3 separate regions of the Homo sapiens genome follow, and regions 1 and 2 are each linked to region 3. The links are chromatin loops, found by intact Hi-C in ENCODE. Cell type or tissue: mammary epithelial cell. All regions are shown on one strand. Links, peaks and the distances in the headings refer to the core of each region. The heading gives the core; the rest is flanking DNA.

What was found. Peaks named below come from ENCODE experiments on the same cell type or tissue, not always from the same donor. Only the 100,000 strongest peaks of a DNase experiment are listed, where the experiment ranks them.
Region 1: a loop joins it to region 3, with 7 times the contacts of the local background. A loop is called at or near these places in 6 of 110 quality-filtered maps.
Region 2: it touches region 3 in a loop (4-fold over the local background); 5 of 110 quality-filtered maps call a loop at or near these places.

The regions. Positions count from the first base shown.
Region 1 is chr5:167,584,293-167,591,647 of GRCh38, forward strand. All of the region lies in intron 4 of TENM2 (teneurin transmembrane protein 2), which reads left to right. Among named protein-coding and RNA genes, the nearest start is that of TENM2-AS4, 72 kb to the right of the region's middle. In mammary epithelial cell, for the core only: a CTCF peak has its summit at 3,687 (motif pointing left); no DNase peak of the experiment used is centred there.
Region 2 is chr5:167,816,736-167,824,090 of GRCh38, forward strand. The region is part of intron 4 of TENM2 (teneurin transmembrane protein 2); the gene reads left to right. Among named protein-coding and RNA genes, the nearest start is that of TENM2-AS3, 130 kb to the right of the region's middle. In mammary epithelial cell, for the core only: no CTCF peak of the experiment used is centred there; a DNase peak (open chromatin) is centred at 2,846; H3K4me3 peaks cover 2,337 bases; H3K27ac peaks cover 3,994 bases.
Region 3 is chr5:167,719,067-167,726,421 of GRCh38, forward strand. The region is part of intron 4 of TENM2 (teneurin transmembrane protein 2); the gene reads left to right. Among named protein-coding and RNA genes, the nearest start is that of TENM2-AS4, 63 kb to the left of the region's middle. In mammary epithelial cell, for the core only: a CTCF peak has its summit at 4,396 (motif pointing right); a DNase peak (open chromatin) is centred at 4,365; H3K27ac peaks cover 1,033 bases.

The DNA of each region.
Region 1 (7,355 bases), core at 1,598-6,597, 130 kb before region 3:
ATCTAAATACTCTCTAGAGGTTTCCCATTGGTTACTTGGTTACATCCTATGTAAATGAAGACTTGGCCAACAACCAGTCTGATTGGTTGGAGGAGGTGACCAGTCAGATGCTGAAGTGAAGTTACAAAGTTACACTCTCTGCAAATGAAGACTTGGCCCATGACCAGTCTGATTGGTTGGGGGAGGTAACCAGTCAGAAGCATTTTCCATTTTTCATCTGTGAGGCATGGAAAGGGGAGTTGCAAAGGGAGAAGCCGGCTGAGGCTGATCCTTTTGTTATCTGGGCATGAAGAGGTGGGGTTTTCCTTTTCATTCAGTTCTAGGAAGTCAGCATCAATCGGCCTTAGATTCCCTACCCCTCCAGACCGTATTCTCCCGCCTCACACCTAAGCTTTCTTTACTTTTCTTTTTTTTTTTTTTCAGACGGAGTCTCGCTCTGTCGCCCAGGCTGGAGTGCAGTGGCACAATCTCGGCTCACTGCAAGCTCTGCCTCCTGGGTTCACGCCATTCTCCTGTCTCAGCCTCCCAAGTAGCTGGGACTACAGGCGCCCGCCACCACGCCCGGCTAATTTTTATATTTTTAGTAGATTTGGGGCTACACCTAAGCTTTTAAACTCAGTGAGGACAGGAGCCATGTGTGTCTAGCTTATCTGCTGCTGTATCACTGATGCTTAGAAAAATATCTGGCAGCATAATGTTAATTTCATCAATAACTCTTGAATGAATGTGCAAATATATAAATACTCACAATGTATGGATTAAAAGAAGATATCCACCTCCAAAAGACCACAAATCATTAACCTCTGTGTTTGTTCCCAAGTCTTAGTCTAGGGCAGATTCAAAGTGTCCTAGGGCATCATCCTTCTTCTCTCTCTATTTTCCACCCTGAAGTAGATCCGGATCCTTAATCCCCAGAATAGAATCGTTATTTTAGTTGGAGGAAGATGTACACTCTTTAGATGTTTTCTTCTTAGTCTCTGATCATGTAATTTATGATGAAAAGTACACTTGTTTGGAGGGTAGTCTAAAAGTGGTGACTACCTCTCTCCACTCTAGTGATGTTTACAAGATTTTGAACCTTGGATATCAGAACTGTTTAAATAGACCATGGACTCTGAGCATTGTGATCATGAATACAGATTGTCTGTTGAATATCAGGCATTTTGCTAGGAACTGGAGAGTCAGAAATGATGATGCAGAATAAATATATATTGATTTATTTTTAATTAGGCCTATGGGACCATGTCACTTTATGTGAGGATATTGTACTCCCAAATTTCTCTGCTTCTTTTCCACACCTCTGGTGAAATTCTAAGAACTTATCAATCAAGATATTTTCCTAAAAACATTGTATTTCTATGTTACACAAAGACATAAACAACCTTAGAGTCATGCTAGAAGTTATTTATATAATAATAGAATAAAAATGTTAATCAAATAATAAAATTTTTATTTTAATTATAGTCAGCCCTTTGTATCTTTGAGTTCTACCTTTATGGATTCAACCAACCATAGATTGACAATACTGAAAATAAGAATAATAAAAAAGCAGGCCAGGCACGGTGGCTCACCCTGTAATTCCAGCATTTTGGGAGGCCAAGGCGGGTGGATCACTTGAGTTTAGGGGTTTGAGACCAGCCTGGGCAACATGGCGAAACCGCATCTCTACAAAAAATAAAGAAATAAGCTGGGCATGGTGACATACACCTGTAGTCCCAGTACTCGGGAGGCTGAGGTCACAAGATTGCTTGAGCCCAGAAGGTCAAGGTTGCAGTGAGCACCACTACACTCCAGCCTGGGTGACAGAGCGAGACTGTCTCAAACAAAACAAAACAAAAAAATACAAAGTAAGAGTACGATAATAAAAATAATACAAATAAAAAAACAGGTGATATAACAACTATTTACATAGCATTTACATTATATTAGGTATTACAAGTAATCTAGAGATGATTTAAAGTATATGGGAGGAAGTATGTAGGTTATACGCAAATACTGCACCAGTTTATTTGAGGGACTTGAGCATCTGTGGATTTTGGCATCTATGGGGGTCCTGGAACCAAGCCCCACAGATACGGAGGGACTACTGTAGTAATAAACATGAAAGGCTGGTCAGTTAACTGTTCCTCTGACAATATGCATGTTAAATGATTTCAATGTATAACTGTAATTTCTCTTTTAATTTGGGACATATCCTCCTTCCTTTAATCTTTGGTTCCCTGAGGATGGTAGCAGACTGTTCATTTCTGTCTCACTCTCCCTTTCCTTCTCCAGGGTGTCCTGTTGAATCCACTCCTATGTCTTATGTGCAAACTCATAATACCCAGGATAGTTTATTATATTTATTCTTGAATAAGAAAATATTTTAGGGAAAGAGGTAATTTAAAAAATGGAACGTACTTGCCAATGAGCAAATGTATTCTATTAGTAGAGAATTATAACCACCTTATAACAATCACAGTATCCCTCATTTCCAAAGCGTTCTGGAATGAGTAATAATCAATACCAGAGTAAAGAAAGAATTTTTCTTCAATTTAGTTAGATGATTTTTATTCACAAAAATATCTAAGTTGTTGAAAAAATAGACCTTTGACTTTTAACTTGGGTTTATTTTTCAATTTGGAAAGTGCATGTAAGTTTGTTAATGTTAATTAGTAATTGTTGGGCTCTGAGGGGGTGCAGCATCTTCAGTCTGAGCTTATTACAGTGTAAAATATGGATTGCCTTTACCCTAATGGCCTCTGAATCCTATTACCATCCCATTAGAGAGTGTGGGATTTTAGTAATTCTGTTGTTGTTTCCAGTGGGCAGTGAATATAATGGGGAAGGGCAGGGGTTAATGCAATTCATCTCTTTTAATACTTGTAACTCCAACTCCCTTATCACTCACTGAGGTTTCATTGGGTTTTTCCCCTTTCTTTCTATATCTTTAAGGCCCAATATATTTCTCTATGCTTCTCCCAGCCAGAATAGTTTGGGGAGTATTTCGATGATTCTTGGGTTTAAATAGAATTTTCAATATTAGCCTTTCATAAACTGAAGATAAACAAATAAGGTAGTATGTCCGCTTGTTGTGAAACAGCCTGTCACTCAGAAAGGTTTTCAGTGACTGTCATTGTGCCAAGAATAGTATTGAAATGGCTCTTCATTCAAGATCATTTATAAGGCCTTTTGGAAGGAGAAGCATGATACCAGTGGGTCGGATCAATGCACACTAGTGTTCTGGGTATAATGTTTCCATGTGTTCCTGGAGACAGCTGTGTCCTGGGTGCTGGTGGTGCTAGAGAGAAGAATTGGAAAAGATTTCAAAGTGATAGAAATTAGATTCCTTTAAAGAGAAGTTTATGAGCAATAGTTAATTCCCTACATCTCCAACATGCTCAGTAGATGTTCATGTCTGATTATGTATCCGTGGTTTTATTCATGAAATTTGTTTTTAGCTAATACAGCTTTTTTCGGAATAAATACGAACATCAGATTACTTCTCAGTATGTCAAAACAAATTAGTTTCCCACAGTGATGCAGTGAAAGGTGTAACTATTTTCCCTTTTTATATGTCAGAAAGCATTACTGGGACTGGGAAATTCCTCTTTTTCCCCCCTTAGCCCGTGAGCCATGTGGTTTGCAAAGGTCTGCTTTAATTCACAAGCATGTTCACCTAGAGCTCCAGCACCTCCCTCTGCTGCCATTAGTGGGAATCACATGCTGAGATCCAAAGAGGCAACCACACTCAGAAAAGACTGGGAATGGCAGGAGGTGATCAGACCATTTCAATCTGTTGAAAGTGAGTGATATTCCCAGGGCTCACTGTTCACCTTCTCAGAGAATTAAGTTTCCATATGTTTCATCATAAATGACATGAACGTGCAACATAACTGCAATATGCAAATGTCCACTGGATAACGTAATAGAAAACTGGATTGGAGAGGAATTCTCCTTGTCTCCGTATTCAAAATATCTTGATTGTCCACCTGGTTATGGCTAATAGGCTAAGCCTGGTGACAGTGCTTAGGTCTATATATAATAGTAGTTTGTGTATCTGCATTGAATATTCGTGCATCACATTTCTCCTTAATTTGAGGTATCACTTATATTTCTACACAGACTGTGAGAGCATTTCTTTCTCTCCATCAATGGGTGTATTGTGTGAAATTCATTTTAGAATGTAATTATGTAGTGACCAATACAATTAGCTTTCATCCAAATGAATTGATATGAATAAGCATTGTTAAGGGATATTGTTTTCTTTTGATACTTAGTTACTTAGTTACAGACTACTTTTTAAATCCATTTCTGTTCCCACAATCACTTGGGAAGCTAAAACAAAACAACAACAAAAGAAATAAAATCTACTGTAAGTATATACTGAAGTAATAATCTTTTAAAAACAGCACATATACAAAAGACCATTAGCAGAAAATTACTGAACTCATGGAAATGACATGTAGATAGAACCTATGTAGAATTACTGGTTTGCAAAGGACAATATGAGGGATTCTGGTTACTCAACAAGTGGAATGTGGCTTTCTGTTTTTCATTTATGATTGGAACCCATTTAATTCATCTTGTCTGTTTATTCTTGGAACTTCCCTTCAGATCTCCAAGAAATATAAAAATCAGATGACAGGCCAGGCATGGTGGCTCACGCCTATAATCCCAGCATTTTGAGAGGCTGAGGTGGGCGGATCCCTTAAGGTCAGGAGTTCGAGACCAGCCTGGGCAACATGGCAAAACCCTGTGTCTACTAAAAATACGAAAAATTAGCTGGGTCTATTGGCACACACCTATAATCCCAGCTACTTGGGATGCTGAGGCATGAGAATCACTTGTACATGGGAGGTGGAGGTTGCAGTGAACTGAGATTGTGCCATTGCATGCCAGCCTGGGCGACAGAGGGAGGCTGTCTCAAAAAAAAAAAAAAAATTAATGATACTTAGGTTTCCATTAGAGAATGATATATTTACCATTGTCACAAAGCCACACAACCTTTCATGTGTTGTCTCTGTTCAGTGTTCCCTTAATGCATGATACACAAATTATTTAACAATAGTTGAATATTATCAAACTAGTAGTAAAGAAATTGGACTCTGCATAACACTAATAGTTTTATTTTTTAAACATGTGTCAGAATTCAAATATAAGTGTGAACTGTGTAGAGCACACAGGAATGCTGAGTGCCACATTTTGTACCATATTGCATCCAATGCTTTTGTGGAAATATTCCCCAATAAGTTTATGATAGCAATAGAAATTAGCATATTTTAAAAATATATATTTTAAACTATAAAAGTAGAATTGCTCTTTCAGAAAATTTGGAAAATTTAGAAAAAAAATTGAAGAGAATAAAAATTATTCATAATCCCATCCAAGTTTGTTTGTTTGTTTGTTTTTAACCCACTTAAACAGGTGAATATTTAAAAAATAAAGATTGTTTCTTGCATTCATTCTTATACAGTGGAAATTCTCTTATGCATTAAATAGCACTCAAAAACTTTACATTAATGTTCTATCAATGTGTATGCCTTACAAATTCCATGATACTTAAAAATAACTTTCTTTAACATTTTATTTATAAAACTATAATAATATATTTATTTAAAAGAATTTGGAAACAATATACAAACAAAAGTAAAATTATTTTGAAATGCTACCGTGAAAAGGTAAAAGCTTGAATAATTTGATGTATCATTTTACCATCTTTGTCTATGTAATAAGTAATAATAGTAATTACTTTGTTTGATTTATATTTTAGTTATTCTACAGTTTTATGCTTATCTCTTGATTTACTTACCACTGAATTCTCTGCTTGATTACATTTTTCTTAAAAAAGTCAGATTGCAATATTTTTAGGATATAAGAAACTTCTGCTTGTTGTATTCATAGCCAATATTTTTTCCAAATAGTGTTTTTTGTTTTTCATATGAAAATCAGTTTTGTTTTCATATGAAGATATTTCAAATCTTGATGTAGTAAGGTCTAAGGTCTTCTTCTACTATTTCAGATATCTTGAATTGTTTCTCAGCTTTAAAAAAAATCCCCATTATAAGGTTCAATAAATGCGTACTATATTTTCTCCTAGCAATTAAAAAATAATGTTATAATGACATTAACTTGCTAAGTTACTTTAGAAATGCATGTATGTATGTGTGTGTGTGACATGAGGATCTAGTTTCTTAAATGGTTAATCCATTACTAGATATTTGCACTGTTACTATACTGTTTTGTTATTGCAAGTTTATAGTAAGCTTAATGTAATAGAAGAACCACTCCTTTTTATTTTTTTTCTCCCAGGCATGTCTTGCTTAACTTTCATCTTGATTATTCAGTTGTATCTGTATGTGTATGTAGAAAAGCAGAAAAATGGTGCCATGCCTCAGTAGTATTTTTTTCCTCTTTAACTTGAGTCTCTTTAATTTGGTAAGGTATTTTTTTAGTCTCATTTTTGTTTCTTTGCTCTCCAATAAAACATGTTTTCCATTTTGAATATGTGGGTTTTGTGTTTTGACCCACTTCTCTTAGATTTGTCTTAATCAGGCATTTCTTCCTGGAATTGTACTTTAAATACCTATGTATTTGCATACAATGATGTAAGAAATTTCTCCCACATCTACTTTCTTCTCTTCTTGAGAAAACAATGCATATCTGTTAACAAAATGTTCATGATATTCATCTATCATGGGCCAAGTTCATCTTTTGAAATGTAACTGCACAAAGTACAATGCTGATCTAATATGGTTGGTCTTTATACATTTATGTCAGTAATAATTGCACTAAGCAAGCAAGAGAGTTCTCATTGCTCTAGCTTCCCCACGATAAAATTTTGTAAGATGTAACCCATAGAACACCAGCCTAGTGCAAAGCTCTGCAAAGAAAGGGTTCCTTGGTGGAGTGAATTTGAGAATTAATTCATACAATAGCCATATTTTACCAGTTTAGAATAACTGTTATCATATTAAAAGCTCTGACAAGTTCAACAATAAAGACTTGTTTGGTTTGTTTGAACCCATCTTCTCCCAGATTTAATGTATGACATAAACATTTGCTATTTTTTGAAGACAGAGAATATTATTTGGTTTGATGGTTTGTATTTTATTGAGGGGTAAATATATAATCTATTACTCAACCTAGGAACTTACATTGAATACTCAAATCGGGCAGGCTTTCTTCCAATTAATTTCAGTTTCCAGTGAGTCTTGTTTCTTTTCAGTGTACAATGGAAGATAACTCTAATCAGATCTTAAGAGACAATTCTCAAGGCATGTCACTCATTGGCCATTTATTTGATGATTAGTAGTGGTTGTAGTTGAAGTAGGCGGCAGTATTATACAATTATCATACATAGTAGCTCTATAACA
Region 2 (7,355 bases), core at 828-5,827, 97 kb after region 3:
GACAAAGAAAGACCTGTGTTTTATAACAAGCATTCTTAACCCCACACATTGTAAAAGTACAAATGGCCCAGCAAAGTCAGAATGACCCGGGTGAAGTACACCTTGTAAGGCAAGAAATGTTCAACTTATTGCTGGCTCTACCATTAGTATGTACCATGGAAGTACATACTAAATAAGGGAAAAATAAGAGAAATGCTAACTTAATGAAGCACAATCATGACTCGTATTAGAAAGTGATTAGCTGAGATCTGTGCAGTGAATAAAACAGGGCCTTGTTACAACTTGATTTGGTTGATGTGTTTCAGAAGGACTCGTAATTCATGTTCCAACTGGAGAAATAGCTTCAGCGAATGATGCAACATATCATATTTTTGTTCAGGTGTTTTGACAGGAAGCAAACGATAGAGTTGTTTGGAACTCTAATTGAGAAAAGGATCTTAATGATGTTCACTCAGTCCAGCATCAGGATATAGTGTGCTGATATTTCTTAGAGGAGAAAATGTTGTAGAATCTGCTTCTTCTGAAGACTTATAATTTTGATAAGCCTTTGTTTATGTAAGCAAGAAGTGTGATTAGTACTTCAAATAACTGCATGTTCAAGATATCTTTTATTTGTTTATACAGAAAAGGGTGCAATTATCTATTTAACTATATCATTAGAGAAAAATATATGGAAAAAACTTCTGTATTCTTCAAAGATATTAATAACTTATATGTGTGATGCCATCTTATGAAAAGACAGCCTTTATAAAATATGAAGAGTTTGAAGTATTGCTTTTCTTACTCAAAAGATTTAGAAGTGGCCATCAAAACCATTAGATAGTTAGATGGCTTAACAAACTGTGAAAAGTAGAACCTTTTCTCTACAAAGTAGGACCTTAAAATCAAAATTTAAAGCAATCACTATCTGAAAAAAAAATATGTTCAGTAAAAAGTTAAATATGGGTCATGTAAGCTCAGTATTAACGTAGAGAGGCTGGATTGAACTGAAACCAATTTGTCGGATAGTGAGATGAAACGCTGGCTATGAGTTCCACTGGTTTTACCTTCAGCCTTGTGGGGGAATGGTGGGGACATTTGATAGGAAGTCAGTCTTGTGTGTTCCAGCCCAGCTCTGCTGGGGGCATGAATTTGAGCAAAGTCCCTTCATTTGTCCTGTCACCTTTGCCCTCCTTCAGGAAATGCCAGTTTTGCATTAGATTGGAAGTTCTCAGCCTCTCTTCCCTGTAACTTGGGAGACGGGATGTATAGATAAGAAGGATGAAGATTCTAGAGGGTGCGGCTCATGGTCACTTTCTTCCCCCCATCTCCTAAACAGCAGCCCTGTTTTGGGTATCAAAAATCTGAAATAGTGTTACTTTACAGTTAAATCAACAGAAAGGTGTTCAGTTGATGTTGAAAACTATGGAATCTCCTTTTTAAAAAGGTAACTTTCATGATCCTCCTCTTAATGTTCTCAGTTTTTATACTCTTGTTTAGTTTTTATTGACATCTCTGTCATGGGGCAGCTCATCTAGACAAGTTTATTGAAGGCAAATGACAGTGATGACTACGGTGCTTTGCACACAGATTGTCAATAACAATCTGGTTGTTTGGGGAGCACTTAGAGATGTGGTTCATGCATGTGTGAACCTCGTCAGTGTAAGTTTTGTGCCATTTAACTGATAACATTTTGAAAATTTATAATAGCTGAGGGTTGTTATAAGCTCATAAGATGCTAAGCACAGAGCTAACTAAGTACTTTACATTTCTTACTGAATCCTCGAAAATAATATGATCTCATTACCCATAGTTTCCAGATGAGGAAACTGAGTCTCAAGGAGGATGAACAACTTTCCCAAGGCCACGGGGTCAGCATATGACTGGCAGACCCTTAGGCCTTCCCACATCACAGCACTCAGGGCAGTGAGGGTGTCCCAAGGGATCTTTGCTGAGACTTTTAGCCTGAGGTCAGCTTCTGAGTTGATTATGACTTAGTTATTGGAAAAAGATATAATTTTCTTCAATAATCTGCATCCCAAGGAACAGTCTCTGTTCTCATCGCTCCAGTTAGTTGCTTTTAAACCCTATTCAAAAAATTACAACGCGGGTTGAATTCCTTAGTGGGGAGGATGAGAGGAACCGCTTCAAGCTGAGAGCACAGTTGTTTCCAGATGTGGCCAGGGCCTCCTTAAAGGTTAGTGGGCTGGATAACCCAGCATTCTGGGCCTAGGGAACCAACACACTCACGTGACATCATCCCACAGGGCAATCTGTATCCTTTACTTTTTGCCATTCATCCAGTTTTTGGGTAGCTGGGTTGTATCATTGTGTGGTGTGTGACTGTGTGTGTGTGTGTGTGTGTGTGTGCGTGCGCGTTCTCTAATGCTACTCTTCATTCATTTATTGCTGAGGGAAGTCCTGCTTCTTCCTGCACTGAAGCCCAATTCCCATTGCTTTTCTAATGTGTGCACTGGAGAGTGGGACTTCCCCTGTCCGGGCTCTTTTCTACTGACCTGCACTGTGTTCTCTATCCATTGCTTCCATCTCAGACAGCGCTTTTCCTCCCAAGATATCTAAGTTGGGTTGGACAAAGTCATTGGAAGTGACAGTCACTTAAAAAAGAAAAAGAAAGGAAACTGGCAAAACACAGGGATGCATGTTCAGGAGAAGCTGTTGAGAGAAGCAGGTGGCTCTTGCCTCCTTGTGTTCTTGGATGAGACAATTGACTTTCCCCAAGCTGACTTCTTGCTTAGATGAACTGACTTAACTGTGAGGTCCTGCCAAAGGTTGTTTCACTAAGCGGTGCCTGGGGCTTTCACAAAGTGAAGTCACCTCTGCCTGCCAAGCAGGGACTCTCTAGCTAGACACTGGGGGAATTTCATAGCCTTCTGATTACTCCTCCAAAAGAGGAAGTTCCTGTCATCATCTTACCTTTACCGTGCCAGGGTGCAGTTCATTCTGCCTGTGGCTAACATGCCCAGCTCATAATGTGCTGTTGAGCTATAGAGAAGGGAAATGGCGGACTGCAACTTGGAGAACTGTTCATTTTGCTGAAGAGGAGACTTGAGGACAGAATCATTGCTCTACTTGGCTAAATCTGTGGTCTTCCTGTCTAGGGCTGTGGCTTCAATGGGGCACCAAGGAGCATTTGTGGAGTGAGCGTGATTGCTCTCCATCCAGCTAGGAAGGTTAGTCATGTCACCAAATATTCCTTACTTCCCTTAACAGCCCATTCTAAATCAATCTTCCATGAATTCATCAAAATGTTTTTTGTATTGCCTCAACTTTGCTGCTTCCATGTCAATTTCCTAAACCCAGGGAGGTCACGTGAAGGGCATTTCCCAAACTGTTATCTGAACCTTCCTCCCTGGAGTGTCTTCTGCTCACTCCAGGGAAAGAGTCCTTTTCCCTGGGCTCATTTGCTGTGGTGGCCATATTTTAATTCCCTCTTGGCTTCTAATAGATGAGTTGGGACACGCCTCAAAGTGTTTTTGTTCCCTCTGAAAGAGGTTGAATCAGGGAAGAGAGGGGGAGAAATATATGTGGGAACAGTTTAATTGTATCCATGAGGATTCTTAGTAATCAGGATGCCAGTGTGTGTTTTCCAGAGCCTAGAGCTGACATAAATAATGTAGCGTACCTCGCTTTGTGCAGGCTTGCTGAGGAATGCTGATGGAGAAAAAGCCAAACTGGGATCTGAAGCTCCCGGCTCCCGGCACAGCCTTTGAAATCCTTTTATTGAGTGGTACTTTTGAAACTGCAGCCAGGACCTTGGCAGGTTGGATGTGCCAGGGAGAAGCCAACAGAGGAGGAACTCCAGAGGAAGGTGCCTCACTTGGCTTTTGGAGAATGAGAATCTGGTGTGGCCTGGATGGCTCCGGCTAAGATTGGTTAATTTCATTTTGCGTTCCTAATCCCACAAGGAATAGGATATCTCCGTCAAGGCCCTGAGAGCCGGGTAAGTGTATGCAGCTGTTGCTAACAAGATATGACTGGCCCCTCAAACATAGTGAAAAGCATCTTGCTAGCCTTTTAGAGCCTCTTGCCTTAATGGGAAGAGCCAAATGAGCTTTGCGGGACAACTAACCCCAAATGAAGTCCTGCAGCTTAAGCTCATTTAAAGGCAAAGTGTGCATTGGGAGAGGGAGAGGGACCACAAACGCCACAGTTCTTTTGCAGGAAGGAAACAATGTGTCTTCACGTGGGATTTTCACAGGAGGTCTGCCAAGCCAAATATCCAACTGAAACATCTTCCAGATTTTGATTTACAGTGCAACTTAAGCCTAGTCTTGGCCATAAATGATAGAAGTGAAGGAAAAGGTGGGGAGTGGGGTAAGGAATAATTCTCTATTGTAGAGGATCTTCAGGGACAGGCTCTGGGCATTTAGTGAAAGGGACAGCGATTCCTTTGCCTATACTCTGGTGGTTTAGAAAAGGACCTCAGGGAACATTTGTTTTGTTTTGTTTTGTTTTCCTTTTGATTAAGGCATTTGGGGTCTAGAAAAGAAGATTCAAGCAGGATCCATTTAATTTATTTAGTTTGCCTCACAGACATGAAGCTTCAGAATGGTAAGTGTCAATTACATTCCTACCGATTTGGGTAAACTAGCTGGGAGAGGGTTCTCGCAGAGCAAGGATCTGTTCAAATCTGGGCTGTTTTACAGTTTTTGGCCAGTGATAGGAGCTGCTGTGTAAACACAGAAAAAGCATAGATGACAAGTTTGATTGGGAAGGAAGGCTTTGTGTGACTTGTCCTTTTGGGGGATGGTTCTCTGTTGTTGTTGGTTTGACAATTATGGGATGTCCTTTAGAAACCATCTATATAGCACACTAAAATTTACTTGACAAATGTAAACATGATCCGATAGTTCCATCGTGGGAAAAGAGTATATATTTTCCTCTTATTTGGCTACAGATTTGTTGTTTTCTTCTTTCTCCATTTAAAATATGGAGTGTTTTATAACATAGTTTTTGGAAATTTTTTTTGTTATGTGATGTATTGCTATAAATGTATTATTACTAAGAACTCTACAAGTCCCTTTTGATGATTTCATTGAACTGGTAAGGAAAGGAGTACGTTCTTGTCTGAGTTTCATTCCATCCTCTCTCATTAGGGTCTGTGCTTTGCTTATCTACTGCTTTAAGTGGTTTCACCAGAACTTTCATTCAGTAGTCTCAAAAGCCCCGCGTACTTCTCTCTGCTTGGACAAATGCCTTCCCAAATTAGTGCTGTGGTTTTGTCTTGTGAAGGAAAAGTTTTATCTTCATGGATAAAGGCGAAACAGGGTTTTTGTTTGTTTGTTTTTTCATTTTGTTTTGTTTTGTTTTGTTTTGTTTTATTGGGGCAGGCAAGATTTAGTCTTTAGTCTGAGGAATCTGTTTGGACACTTTTCCAGCAAACCTTCCACTCTTTGGGAAAGAGCATGCCCATCTGTGAAATGGGCTTGGGATTTGATTAAAAATGTAACACCCACGCCCTCTCGGTCACATTGTGAATGTTTGAAAGGAAAAAAAAATGATTATAGAGGGTTAGCTGAGGGGTTGTCAATAAGCTGGTCTCCGTAGGACTGAGTTTAAACCTGTTTTAAACATGCAAAAACTGGGTCGCTTGTTAGTTTCTATTTATAAGTGCGTTAGAAGAAAGTACATCTTAAGTGCAGGGAAATGCAATACTTCTATTAAACAAAACTTAGTTTTTATAACCTAAGAAGTGACCTGAAGGAATGTGAGGAATTGTTAGAAGCCTGTGGTTCTTGGGCGCAGAGTCACAGCTTCATGTTTAATTTAACAAAACATTAAACATTTCATGTTTAATTTAATGAAACATTAGAGCACTAGGATTTGTCACCTTCATGACAGAATGTCAGAACTGTGGGATAGTTTCAGAATATATGTTCTTTCTACAGAATTCACATGTCACACTGGAGATGTTTCACATGCAAAGGCCTTTACTTTTTTCCAGGGGTCTTTTTTTTCCTCTCTAATAAAAGAAGGAGAAGCAAAGAAGCAAGTAGAACAACAAAAACAACAACACATTAGGCATGCACTACTAGTCTAGCTAATTGTAGGGGGGCTATTAGCAGGCATTTAGGCAAATCGATTAACATTTAGCATCAGTACCAATGCAATTGCATTTCTACTTTTTGTGCTTCTGACAAAATAAGCACACAGATCTTCAGGACAAGAAAAGAACGGACGTTGGAACCATTTGTTAGGTGATAAACGTTTTATTAAACCCATTTGGATTTTTTAATGAACTATTTGAGAAAGTGGGGTGAGATCTTTGGAAAAAAATAGGTAAATGTATCCGTTTGATAAAGGTTGTTACCAGTGTGAGAGAGGCAACCCTTTGTACTGCATCGCTTGCCAGATTTTTTTCTTAGTCTGGAAAATGTGGTCGGAGATTGATAGTGCTAGTTTGCCTTTGGCCTGTGATGGGAAATTTCCCTTTTTTTTGTATTTCAAAGTGCTGAAATAGAGATATGCCCTACCTCTCTGTCCATATTTTGCAGATTGGTGGAGCTCTATTTTCATCAGATGCTTAGAATGCTTAGCTCTTTTCCATGAAAAACAAAAATTGATGTTTGGGCAGTGAAGGTAATTACCGATCCATAAAGCATGCATGTGTGTGTGCATATATGTAATTATACATGTGTACCCACCCACACACTCACACACACGCACACACAGACACACACAATGTACAAGTCTACAAACCCTTCCCCTCACCCCCCTGCCACCAAATTCTCCTTCTATTCATTTGAATTGCCTCCTGCACCATTTCTGGAATGCTGTATAAAACACAATGGAGATTTATGCAAGGGCAGTATTTTCTTTTGTGATGACAGGAGTGCGAATGGCTCTCCTGTTATTATATACTCAGCCTGAATGTGCTGCTTCCTTGGGTACCTTGAAGTGGCTGAGACCAGATGCTTCAGAGAGAAATGTCATATTCATGCAATTCAGAGGAGCATATGGCAAGAGAAAAATCGTTGTGACAGTTGCTGACCTGTGGAGCAAGTCACTTTTTTAACCCTTAAAAAATAGTTTTAACCCTATCCTAAATAGCCACAGATACATTATTTAGTTGAAGAATTTTCTAATTCTCCTGTATGTTGCATTCTGGAAAAAGCCTGCAATGGGGGCTGGGGAAGTAGAGAAGCTGCCCTGGCCATGGTAGGTTGGACGGCCTCTCCTACTCACACCCTACTCTCAGGGCTACATCCACACTTCTCTCAGCCTCTGGGTCCAAAGGCTGAAATTCAGAACGGTGTGACCCACCTTACCTAATTCAGGTTTGTGATGGCTCCCCTGCCTTCTCCCCGGGGAACTGAGGAGGACCCAGCAAAGCTCAGCCCTGCGTACTGTCCTGG
Region 3 (7,355 bases), core at 1,341-6,340:
GCATTATTCTGCATTTATATGCAAATAAAGACAAAAAGATGTCTACCCATAAAAGCAAAGACAGGTTGGGAATGTAGTTAAAGTAGATGAGAAGAAGGAAATTCTTTGTCAAATTGAAGATTCCATTCCTATTAAAAACACGCATAACTTACGAGCTAAATTTCAGGATGGAAACACTTTTTGAAATGGATTGGCCTACATACTTGTGAAGACTCCGCGGGACCAAGTCCTGTTCTTCTGTCAATACCCATGGTTTCAATAACATAGCACAGAGGACTAGAGAGAGAAGGCAGTTCTTTGGTGACAAGAATTGAGATTTTAGGACAACACTAGGATGTGAGAAAAATTCCTAAGGGTTTGAGTTCAGAGATCCTGGAGACCAGAAGGAAGCTTCGAACAGCTGGAGTGGGGTTTCCACAGGAAAAGATGTGTTTCTAAGGAGGTAAAAGGTGAAGTGCATGTTTGATGAACTGAGAATGAGTGCAGAATGACAGGCAATTAATAGCCTAAGCTGTGGAAGAAGTTCGAGTTAGGACTAATGGACAGAAGAAAGTAAAATCTAAATAACCAGAATATTGGCAATAAAGTACATGCGAGAGAGTCTTCTGCAGAACTGAGCAGATCCTCCAGAACAGTGGTTCTCAACCAGTGGCGATTTTGCCACCTCAAGGAATGTTGCCCTGTCTGGTGATGTTTTTGTTTTGTACACGTGGGTGAGTGCTACTAGCATCTAGTGGATAGAATCCAGGGATGCTGCTGAACATCCTGAAATGTACAAGTCAACACCCTCCCACCACCCCCAACAAATAATTACCTGGCCCAGGTGTCAAAAGCACACAGGTTGAGAACCCTTGCTGTAGAATGGCATATTCCAAACTGCACTCCACTGCATGCAAAGGATAATAACACATTTTCTGTGGGTTAAAAAGAGGGGGGGGCTTGGGGAAGGGAGGTTCTAAGATCCAATAAACTGAGGAAGCTCTGTGTCTAATAAACAGATTTCTTTATTATAGAATGATTCTGAGTACTTAAAAACAAAAAGCATTTCCAAAAACAATTTTCTAAGAAATAACTTTGAAGTTACAAGTGTTCCACAAAACACGGGACAGGAAACACTGATCTAGTATTTCATATTAATTAGTTTTTGATAGAATATTACTAATTACCTACTTGAAAAAGAGTAGACATATTTGACATTAAATTGTTAAAAATAAACAAACAGTTAAACATAAAACCTAGCCATGCATATGAAAAAAATATGAAAGCACACAAAGATTGCATACTGACAGAGAATGCATCATCCGGATAGTCCAGGCAGTGATGAAACCAACGGATGTTCCAGTACATACTTCCCTTCTACCATCTGTAGCACTAAGAATGACAAGAGTCTGATGTCTCATCAATATGCCGGGATGCTAATACAACCTTTTCCTTAGTAGGCACTCTATATTTGAATTTATTGTAGATACTTAAGTGATTCTCCCCACCCCTGTTTGTAAGTGAGTAGTTATAGCAGATGCTCACATCAGATTGCTGTGTTTGTAAAAGGATTCTATTCATTTGCATGTTTTTCTCTGAAATATTGCATTTATTTATTTCAGTGCATCTTCTTAGAAGATGTATTCAATAGGGAGCAAGAATAATATATACTCGTGGTTGAATGCGAGACCATAATTTAAATAGAGGTATTGGACTGACATCAGAGATTTGAGTGAAAGTGGAAGCCCAGAGGAAGGAAGGGGACAATTTATTATTGTTTACATATTACACTGCAGCTTTAGATTCCCTTAGTTACTACTTGAATGTAAAATGTATTACTCAGAAGAGGATCTGGAATGAACTCTATGCAGAAGACGAAGTTGGGTGGGTGTTGTGCTGGAATGAAAGCTGCAGTCGTCTTTGCAGATGCCAGTGTACTGGGAAATAGGCATGTGTATTTAGCATAATAAAGTCCTGCATTCTCATTGCCCAATCACTTAATTTTCTAAAAGAAAACTTATATCCTATCTCTCTTTTGATCCTACTTACTACAATATTAAGGGATTTAACAGCCTTAAGACCTTTTGTCCTTCAATCATTCATTAGTTTGATGTTATACCTAATCCCCATTTCCATTTGCAGAGAAGTCAGTGAATAGAATCAGCTACCATTATTAAACAGGTTTTAAAAAACGTACCACATCACTTGAAAAAAAAAATGATGAGGATTTTTTGGAGTGGTTTAATTTTGTATCTAATGCAACTAAAAACCTTACATATTCTTTTTTTCTATTGCTGTCATAACAGATTACCACCAACAGACGCTTAAGCGAACACACATTGATTATCCTACGGTTCTATAGGTAAAAGATCCGACTGGATTTCCACTGGGCTAAAATCAAGGTGTTAGTTGGGTTTCGTCTCTTTCTGGAGCACATAGCAAAGATTCTTTCTTCGCTTGGATTCCTGCTTCAAGAGGCTGTTTCCATTCCTTGGTTCATGGCCCCTTCCTTCATCTTCAAAGCCAGAAGTGTAGCCTCTCTTTGAGCCTGCTTTAGTTGTCACATTTCCCTCTGACCACAGCCAGGAAAATTTCCCCACTTAGAAGGACATGTGGATGAGTTCAAACTCACTTGGATAATCCAAAATATTCTCCCCACCTCAGGGCTCTTAACCTTAATCACATCTGGAAAGTCCCTTTTGCTATGTAAAGTAACATATTCCCAAGTCCTAGGCATTAGGACATAGACATTGTTGGGAATTCATGATTCTGCCCACCGTGCTTTATTTCCTTCCATTTCCAATGCGATTTGACAGAAATTCCAAATGATTCCCCCCAAAATCAGAAAAACCTATTTCAAAGTGTTTTATAACACATTAGCTGTTACTTCTTTAGCTTTGAAGTGAAATTAACCCAGACGTGAAATCCTCAGCTCTGTTTCCTTCCCACTCATGCTGTAGAAATAAACCTCCCAAAGATGCTGAGTAGGCTCTGTCCCAGGGCCAATGATGGCTGGTGGAGGTTGGTGGGACATCTCCCCTCTCCACTTCCAGCTATAAATCCCCATGTGTCACCCAAAGCCTGCATGGCTCACTTAGAGAAGCTCAACTGAGTGACTTCTGCCTCCCCTCAGGCACTGACTCCTACAAGCAGACAATTACTGGTGTCAGCAAGCATGTGCCTGTGGCTCGCTGCATGATTAGCCGTTAATATTTGGTTTTGAACTCCATCAGAGATAAGCTGTTCTTGCAGCATATCAAACCAGGCAATCTAATGCAAAGGATGCTATGGTCAGAATAAAGAGTTGCTCATTTTCCAAGAGATAAGTAGGTAGATAGATTGATAGATAGATAAATAGATAGATGGATACATAGATATAGGTAGAGATACAGCTATAGATTTAGATACAGATACAGATATAGATATATAGAAATAGAGATTTTTTAATAGACTAGTTTTTAGAATTCACGGATTCTTGTTGAGGGTGAAAAAGAAAAAGGGATACAGATCATGACGTCAGGAGATCGAGACCATCCTGGCCAACATGGTGAAACCCCATCTCTACTAAAAATACAAAAATTAGCTGGGCGTGGAGGTGCACGCCTGTAGTCCCAGCTACTAGGCAGGCAGCTGAGGCAGGATAATTGCTTGAACCCGGGACAAGGAGACTGCAGTGAGCCGAGATTGCGCCACTGCACTCCAGCCTGGCCATAGAGTGAGACTCTGTCTCAAAAAACAAAACAAAACAAAACAAACAAAAAAAAACAACTTTTGAGCTAAGTTCTCAAATATGTTTCTACTTCAATTTTAGGTCTCTTTCTCCTAAATATCAGAAAATGTCTTTGTCCAATATGAGTAGTCACGGAGAAATGAGGCAGTTTATTGGTAGTGAGAGTGTGATGAGGCAACCAACTACAAAAACCCTCTTTGGAGCTAGAATGATAGTGTTAGATTTCTATATCCCTCAAGGACTTTAACATTATAACCACTATGTCTGTCATTAAATACACCTGAGGTTGTGTATTCAGTGATTATAACCCTATTGGCATGCTTTTAAAAAAATTAAGGCTATTTTTTAGTCTGTGCCTGAAAACCACATTTTTAGGTCCCACTGTTGGCTAAGGAAAGAGTTAGGAGTTCATTCTTTGCCCAAGGTGCTGGGCTTATTTTATTAAAACATCCTTGCATGGTGACTTTCCTTATATTCAAAGTTCATTCCAGACGCCCAGCCTGATTTGGCCCCTGAGTCCTCATCTAGTGCCACTCTCTCCCTTGCTCACTCTTGTGCAGTCATGTTGGGCTTTTTCTGTTTCTGGAATGTACCGAATTCTCCAGTCTCCCCACCCTTGCACTTGAGGCTAGGTCTTTTCCCGGCTCCTCCTTCATTCATAAGTGCATTCTCAGCAAAACCGCCAGAGGGCGCCTGACACGTGAGCTCTGATCTGTCTTCAATGGCCTCCCATTTCACTCGAGATACAAGCCAAGGCTCTTATATCTAGCAGGAAGGCTGTCCACCATTTGAACTCAGTTTCTTCTCTGACCTCCTCTTCTGCCTACTTTCTTTTGGTTGCACCCCTGGACTTCGCTGTGTGCCTCAAATATGCTGGATATGCTCCCACCTCAAGACCTCTGCTGCTGCTGTTCCCTGTCCTAATAGTCTTCCTCTTAGTGTACACAAGGCTCCCTCCCTCTCTTCCTGCATCCTACTGCAGTTTCAGGTTCTAGACCAAGCATGTAGTAGGTGCTCAAGTAAATATCTATTGAATGAATGAACGAAAGCAGGCATTACTGTTCATGGAGCCCTTTCTGACAACCCTTTATTTAGCAAAATGGGATTTGCACTCTGCTAAGGAACGTGAATCTAATGTAAAAGATGGTGTCCCAGAAGGCTGTGAACTTTAGTGTTCAGACACACTGAGGTATAAATATATGAGTTCCACAGCCCTTCTGACTTTCTGTGCAGCTGACAGTACCTGTTTGATGAGAATTAAGTTTCCTGGGTACTCTGTAATTTAACCAGGACAATTGTTGCAGTGAGACCAGAGATTGTTTCTTTTGCTTTTGCCCATTCTTGTCTTATATATCTCATTGCATCTTATATCAGTACAATATTGGTAAATACTAGCACAAATAGCAAACTTTCTATGTAGTACACCCGTTAGGCCTCAGTGTGACTTGCCTTCCTCTCCAACAGCAGCCTTGTAAATGGTTTTGGAAAAGACAATCTGTGGATAAATTACTAGTTTTTTTTTTTTTTCCCATGTACTTACTGTGTGACTTTGGGCAAGTTTCTTAATGTCTCTGAATCTCTTCATGTATAAAACAGGGTTTTAAAAAATTCTACTTCATGAAGTCCTCATGTATTCATTTAATAAATATTTCATTGAGCACTTACTATGGTTGAGGCATTATTTAGGTGCTAGGGAAAGAGGGATGTACAGGACAAATAAGATGCCCAACTTTCATTCTATTGGGTGGAGGGAAGGAGGGAAGACAGTAGAGTAGGAAGGAGATGACGAATTCAGTAAGGTATTTTTCATGAGTGATGAGTGTTATCAAAGAAATAGGCCCAGGGAAATGAAATAGAAAGGGAAGAGATAGGAACACCACTTCAGGTTGAGTTATCAGAGAAGACTTCATTTCTTTGTGGCTGAGATCTAAATGCTGAGAAGAAACCAAACACACAAAGATCCTAGGGTATAATGTTCCAGGCAAGGGTAAAAGTAAAGTTCAAAGACCCTGAGACGGACAGTAGCTTGATGGTTTGGGGAACAGAAGGAAGACTGTCGAGCCCGCAGTCGTAGTGAGAGTGGTATTAAGGGAGCTCAGAGACATAAGCACAGGCTGGATTACGGCAGGTAAGCTCTGCAAAAAGTTTCTGGCAGAAATCATCTTACCACTCTTCCTGGCACCTCATAATTATCTAATAAATTTAAATGTCCTTTCTTTTCCAAATTTCAATTTTCTAATTAGAAGAAGGATTATATTTATTCTCCATTAAAATAAAGGGTATGAGCAAAGTTATGTTCAAATAGTTTGGTATGCTTGTGCTAATTTACATTTGTCACCAATCATGATTTTAATTAAATACATGGGAAATGGATTCTTATTAAAATTCAATAAATTTTTTTTTTACCCCAAATGTGGTCAAGTGTTTTCCCCTGGATTTATGTAAGCATAACTCCTATGATATGGTGTAAAATGAATCACACTTTTTTTTTAAAGATGCTTTTGTTTGAGTATCTTCAAGAAAAATCTGTTGTGAGAAAGATCCTAAACATATGTATGTATAGATGCATATCTTTGAAAGCCTATGTGAATACCAAGGGAATCTGAACTTTTTCTTTGGAGATGTTTACATAATAAATCTATTTTCATCAATCTGGCATATTTTTCTCCTAGCACTGACTTACTGAATGCCGCTGACCACGTGCTGCCTCTCATGCTAAATGCTTACTTAATTCATCACCAAATTCTGTAGACTGTACAGGCTAAACACCTCTAATGCATTTACTTATTTTCATCCTCACTGTCCATCACACTCCCTCCCTCCCTGTTTCTGCAACAGCTTCCCAATTGGATCTTTTTAAATGCAAATTGGATCCTGTGTTCTTTACTTTAAAATATTTGTATGGCTCGCCAGTGCCCTGAGTGGTTTAGGGGTTCTTAGCTTTTATCCCTTATTTACTTTTCTAAGTGCATCTGTTACCACTTCCTACAGGTCAGGGTCACGCTTAAGCTCCTCCCATCCTCAAAGAAGCCTTACTCTCTCGCTTTGCCTTGTCCCTTTTGCCTGAAATCCCCTTCCTCTACTCTACTTTAGCCCCTCCACCATTACCAGACTAATCTCTACTCATCCATTAAGGCCCGCTTCAGCCCTCTCCCAAGGGCTGCACTCCACAAACCCCGCCCCCACATGTCTAGTTATTAGCACTTCGCTGTGCTTACACACCTTCTAGAGGTATCAGAATTATCACACCCCATTGTTAGGACTGGCTGCCTAGCCATCCCACTAGATTGTCAGATGGTAGGGGCAGGCATCATGACTATGGGGTTCCTCTTAAATCCCAGTGCTGGGCACGCTGCACGGCATAGAGCAAGTACTCAAGAAATGTTTCTTGAATTTAAAAGGTGCCTTTAAATCAAATGCCTCTGAAAAGGGAGTTGATAATGCTCCTCATTACCTGAAGTTTAGCTTCATGATCTATGGTCAAAAACATCCAGTTTGGTCCTACCTGTGGAAGCATATTGACTGCCCTTAACTCAAGCCCTTAACTCTCTAATTTCACTGATTTCTATAATAGAAAGAAGTATTATTATTACATTGTTTATCATGGAGCTAAAGTTTAGTTTTTGCATGTGAATAGGCGAGGCCC